Linked DNA regions of Homo sapiens: region 2 is linked to region 1. Evidence: chromatin loops called from intact Hi-C (ENCODE). Cell type or tissue: ascending aorta. All regions are shown on one strand. Links, peaks and the distances in the headings refer to the core of each region. The heading gives the core; the rest is flanking DNA. Region 1 has its middle 11 kb from the start of LINC02529. Region 2 has its middle 71 kb from the start of FNDC1-IT1.

The links. Peaks named below come from ENCODE experiments on the same cell type or tissue, not always from the same donor. Only the 100,000 strongest peaks of a DNase experiment are listed, where the experiment ranks them.
Region 2: a loop joins it to region 1, with 2.6 times the contacts of the local background. A loop is called at or near these places in 4 of 110 quality-filtered maps.

What each region holds. Positions count from the first base shown.
Region 1 is chr6:159,371,321-159,374,236 of GRCh38, reverse strand. No RefSeq gene overlaps it. Among named protein-coding and RNA genes, the nearest start is that of LINC02529, 11 kb to the left of the region's middle. In ascending aorta, for the core only: no CTCF peak of the experiment used is centred there; a DNase peak (open chromatin) is centred at 1,696; H3K27ac peaks cover 633 bases.
Region 2 is chr6:159,310,153-159,313,068 of GRCh38, reverse strand. No RefSeq gene overlaps it. Among named protein-coding and RNA genes, the nearest start is that of FNDC1-IT1, 71 kb to the right of the region's middle. In ascending aorta, for the core only: no CTCF peak of the experiment used is centred there; a DNase peak (open chromatin) is centred at 1,338; H3K27ac peaks cover 1,042 bases.

The DNA.
Region 1 (2,916 bases), core at 272-2,771:
ATGTTGATGAGGCTACAAAAGGCTGTTTATTTGAGAAGTTGCTTGTGAATTCTTTATTTCTCAAGACTGTCTCTCTCACTCTTTGCTCAGAACCACCTCACTCTTCCTGAGTCTCTCTCCCATTGCCTCCTACCTGAGCACGGCTTTCCTGCCCTCCTCGTTTGATCAGGAACGCAGTTAGACCGTGTGCCTGTCTTTTTGTTTAGCTTATGCAGGGCATGTTGACTCCCACTGGCTGCTTCATTGCATCCAGTGATCAAGTACTGCTCCCGGTCCCCTACCTCCACCCATGTCCAGGTCTGGGTTTGGAGATATCATATCCCAAGTGGAACCAGGATCTTGGAGCCCTCATGTGTCCAGAGGAGGAATTAGACATGGTGTATGCATCTGTTCAAGGTATGCGTCTACTCAAGACTTAGAGTAATTAATGCATAATCAATTCAAAGTGAGTGAGTAACTGGATGATTTAAGGGAACACCATACAACTTTAATGACTGAAGTCTTTGGAGGACAGCCATGCCCCCATGCGGCCCGCTTATTGGGATCACTGATTCAGACAGAACTCAGGACCGAACATGGGCGTGAACACAGGCCAACCCATTCTGGCACTTTCCCTTTGGCCTGTGCTCCTGGGACCAGAGGTGGCCTTAGATACTTGCTTGTGAATGGTGGCAATTCTAGGCAAGTCTCACCACCACAGAAGCCCAGAGAGAGCCCAGGAACTTTGTCATCCAGGAAACTGCTACCTCCCACCACTCTATACTTCTCAACTTACCTCTGTCTGATTAGAGCAAGGCCTAATTTCTCAATGTGTTTTCACTTGGTTGGAATCCAGTTGAAATGAAGAATTTGGAGATTTCAGTGTTTCCAGTTGGAATCATAGAATCCTTAATTCTTCACCAGCCTTTTAACTGTATTTCTCAGATATGACATCTGATGGCCCAGCCTTTTAAAATCGCCTTCGTGATGTTGCAATTTCTGCTGACATACTGTTGAGGTCTCAGGAAAAACTGGAAAACATTTCCGCAATGGACAAAGTGCTATGTTTAGGAAATTACTCACATTTCACTATCAAAATATCATTTCTGCCTAATTTGCTTCATACAAAATTGTTTAAATTAAGTTTATTTTAAACAAATTGTTTTGAAGGGTTTAAGACACCAGCCATTTGAAAGACCTCCTCATTCTGAAATACCAAGAAAAAAAAATCACCACCTAAAAGTAAAGAAAGATGAAGGGATCCATGTGTGTGTGACCACTTTCTCAGGCCTGGCCTTCACACAGATGCTCCTAGACAAGGGTTAAATCAGGTAATGAGGCCAGCAGAATACATGATCTCTTGCTAGTTTTTGCACGTGGCATTCTTGATCTTGGGTAGCTGGTTGTTTTCTCAGACCAAGAGGGAGGCTAACAGGCTGAACCCAGGGGTCTGGTTAACAAAGGTTACTATAGGGTGCTAGTGATGCCACAGCGACAGGCTGAGTGTTGGGCCAGATAACTTCCAACTGTTCTAGCCTGCTACACTTAGTCACCAAACCCTGACCTCGCACCTTTGTTGGAAAGGTGAACCTGTGAGACTGCAGAGTCGGGCTAGAGTGTGGGTCTTTTATCTAACATAACATGCAAGTTCATTTGGAGGGAAAAAGCAAAGCTGGACTTCAAATTCCTTTGTGTGGCAATGGGTCTCCAGGGATCTGGACTTGGCCTGGGTTCTGGGAGCTGGCCTAGCATAGAGGAGGGATAAGGCTGTAGACTCTGGAGCCAAAAATCAACATCAGAATCAGTCAGAACAGGAAGACTAGGGAGAAACTGACAGGAGAAAAAAGTTTTGCAGCAATGAGGCTCCAAGAAGAACAAGGACAAGGACATATAGAGGACAGGAGAGAAGGTGGAAGCCCAGGAGACTCTGAGGCACGGGGACCTCTGCAGGACCATGAGGTCTTATCTCTGGGTGGCAATAGGGCATGAAGGCAGACTCAGCATAGGAAAACCAGGGTTTCTAAGCCGGGAATGGAGTTTAGAGAGTCACCAAGACAGAAGCGGGGCCAGAAGCTGGCATCAGAGCCATGGTCTAGAGTTAGCAAGACAAGACGAATATCAAATAAGGACCAGTAGTGGGTGACATGGGCAGGGCAGAGGGAAATCCTTATCCTTGTTCTGGAAACCTGTTTTAGTTTCTCCTTACATTAATAAATCACCCAATGCATGATTTATGAACAAACCAGATATATTATTGATAGGGCCAGGGCTGGAAAGAATACTATATGCGTAACATGGACAGTCATTGTACAACCAGTAGTGGAAGACTGTCAGTGGCTCAGGACAATTTCATTCTCATGGTGGGAAAAAGAAACACAAGCCACAAGACCCTCAGACCCTGGGTCTGTTGCTCCCCATTTGTTCATGAAGAATAGTGTCTCAGTCTGTTTTCTGCTACTATAACAGCATACTTGTGATGGTTAAAACTGAGTGTCAACTTGATTGGATTGAAGGATGCAAAGTATTGATCCTGGATGTGTCTGTGAGGGTGTCACCAAAGGAGATTAACATTTGAGTGAGTGGGCTGGCAAAGGCAGACCCACCCTTAATCTGGATGGGCACCATCTAATTAGCTGCCCATGTGGTCAGGATATAAAGCAGGCAGAAAAATGCGAAAAGACTAGACTGGCTTAGCCTCCCAGCCAGCATCTTTCTCCCGTGCTGGATGCTTCCTACCTTCAAAAATCAGACCTCAAGTTCTTCACCTTTGGAACTGGGACTGGCTTCCTTGCTCCTCAGCTTGTGGATGGCCTGTTGTGGGACCTTGTGATTGTGCGAGTTAATACCACTTAATACACTCCCCTTTATATATATATCCTATTAGTTCTATCCCTCTAGATAACCCTGACTAATACAGATTTTGGTACCAGGAGTGGT
Region 2 (2,916 bases), core at 131-2,630, 61 kb after region 1:
CAATATAAATTTCCCTTTTCCCACCACAATTTTATAGAACTTTGCAAAGATGCACATCAGCACTTTTGCAAGTTGGCTGTCTTCTGAAAAGCATCAAGCTTGTCAAAGCTTTAACTTTTTATGTTGTTATTTCAAATGGTTTGATCAATTATCAAGCACATGATGTCCCTGTAACCCTATCCTAGGCCATAAGAAGAGGGTTTGAATACCAGGGTTTTAGAAAAGTCTGTTTGCCACATCAAGGAGAGTTTTATGTAACCCTTAGTACATTTTCTCTTTATCCTGACATCTCATTGCTATTTTTTTTTTTTTTTTTTTTTAGTATATTGGAGTACATTTAAATTCTGGCTATACAAGCCAACATTTCTGTAAATCATCTTTCTGCCCTCTGTTAATAAGTGAATCTACAGCAGAGAGGACTGGCTTGGTTAGCTGACAACTCCTATGTAATGGGACTGAAGTAAGAAAATGTTATTAACAAAGTGACAGCCCTAGGTGAAAGTGCAAGAAGTTCTAGCAAATTCCAAAAATATTTTATAGGCTCTTGATCTCATTAGGCCCTCTTTTGCAAAGGAAACTTACTGGGCAGTTTCTTAACTTCCTGTACTTCTCAGACTAAACTCAGAGCATTCACAAAGGAAAATTGGTTTCACTGGCTTGATCTTAAACCCTTTCCAGTGAATCAAACAGTAGTGAATGTCTAGAATACACGTCAGAATCAACACTGGGAACTTTTCTAACTTACAATGTTTTCTTAGTTATGTGCCAAAACAAAACCTTGCCAAGAGGAATTATTTTGATTTAGAGATATGGCTGGTCTTATACAATTTGAGCTCTTTGAGGGCAAAACTGATATGTGATTATCTTTGTATTTAAACATCTCAAAAAGTAGTTTTTGTAACTGAATGGAACCTAATACCAAGGACTTGACAGCTTCTCCAGGCATTAAGAGGCCACAGCATGCCCCTGGTCTTGGCTCATACATCTGCCCCTGCTAAGAGGATGCTGCCTGACCCACACCCCGGCTGCTGGGGTAGCGCCTCCTCATCTCTCAAGACCCATCTTTCCAAACTCTTTCTTGAGCGTTTTCCATTCATTGCACCCCCTGGCTCCCTGCACACACTCCAGTACAATTGATCATCCTTTCTATCCAACTCCCACTGCATCTTATACATCCTCATCTCCTCACAAGGGACACCCCATTGCACTTACAGGTGTACGTGTAGATTCCACTTTGTCCACCAGGGTTTCTCAAGCTCTGCACTGTTGACATTTGGGGCCGGATGACTCTTTGCTGCAGCATCCTGTGCATTGTGAGGTATTTAACAGCATCCTGGCACCCAGCCTGCTGGGTGCCACTAGGAACCCTCCCCCAGCCGTGACAGCCAAGGCTGTTAGGCATTGCTACATGTTCTCTGGGAGGCAGAATTGTCCTTATTGGAAACCACTGTGCTAGACTCAAAGCTCATGAGGGTGATGGCAATGTTTTATTTCTCTTTAAATTCTTAGCACTTTGCTCAATTCCCTGTCTACATTGGACATTCAGTATTTTTTGGATTTTGAGAATCAAGTGAATTAATGCATGCTAATACAGTATGAATACTCAACAAACCTTAACTGTGTTACTGCTATTATCTGAAACTATTGCCCATCTCAGCAATAGGCAGTGATTATAATACTGACTTTATAACTTTCTGGTGAAATTAAATGTGTAGGGTAGGTGTCCAGCTGCTCTGGTGTGTGGTTGTGTCCACTTTGAACCTGGGCTGTCCTCTGAGATGGGTCAAGATCTTCGAAACCCCAACTAAAGCTCTGGACCCCTGTCCACAGGTTTATGCTAGACCTGGTAATTCTGGCTTCCAGACCCTTCTTAGGTGCTAACTTTAGTCCCTAGAGCTTGCTTCAGCTTCTGCCAGCAGGCCTGGCCTAGGTCGTCTCAGCCACTCCACTTCTTGCCTATCTTGACTTCTAGAAAGGTTATAAACCTCCACCACCATCTGTCCCTTCTTGTCTCAATTGTGCCTGTTAAGTTAGCCCATGACCCAGGGTGACTTGTTTCGCCATTCTTTGGGCCCTGTAATTAGGTTATCTTCGAACTACCCAAAAACCAGCAAGATCTCACACATTCGCCCTGGCCTGGTGTATATCACGCTAAAGACAGCCTGCCGAGAGGAAACTGTTCCTTGGAACAGTTGAATTTGTGACTCTATGCATATAAAGTTCAGCCTGACCGACACTTTGACCCTCCCACTGCTTTGGTGTTGGGAGAACATCACTCATGACAGAATTCAGTGAGTTGTAAATTATCAACAGTGGTGACTTAATTGACAATTGCTGTGTTATAACATTGTTATCACTTATATTAGGGTTCTCTGGAGGGACAGAACTAATAAAACAGAACTAATAAAAGGGAGTATATTAAGGAGTATTAACTCACACAATCACAAGGTGGGGTGCCACAGTAGGCCATCTGCAAGCTGAGGAGCAAGGAAGCCAGTCCATGTTCCAAAGCTGAAGAACTTGGAGTCCAATTTTCAAGGGCAGGTAGCATCCAGCATAGGAGAAAGATGTAGGCTTGGAGGCTAAGTCAATCTAGTCTTTTCACGTTCTTCTGCCTGCTTTATTCTGGCTACACTGGCACCTGATTAGATTATGCCCACCCAGATTGAGGGTGGGTCTGCCTCTCCCAGTCCACTGACTCGAATGTTAATCTCCTTTGCCAACACCCTCACAGATACACCAGGAACAATACTTTGCATCCTTCAATTCAATCAAGTTGATACTCAATATTAACCATCACATCAATATAGGAGCTCCCCCAGTAACTATGGTCCTTTTTGAGACCCAGGATAATGTAAGACAGACAAGACTCTGACTTGTCACTTGGGTAATATCAGCCTCCTGGTAACATAGGTT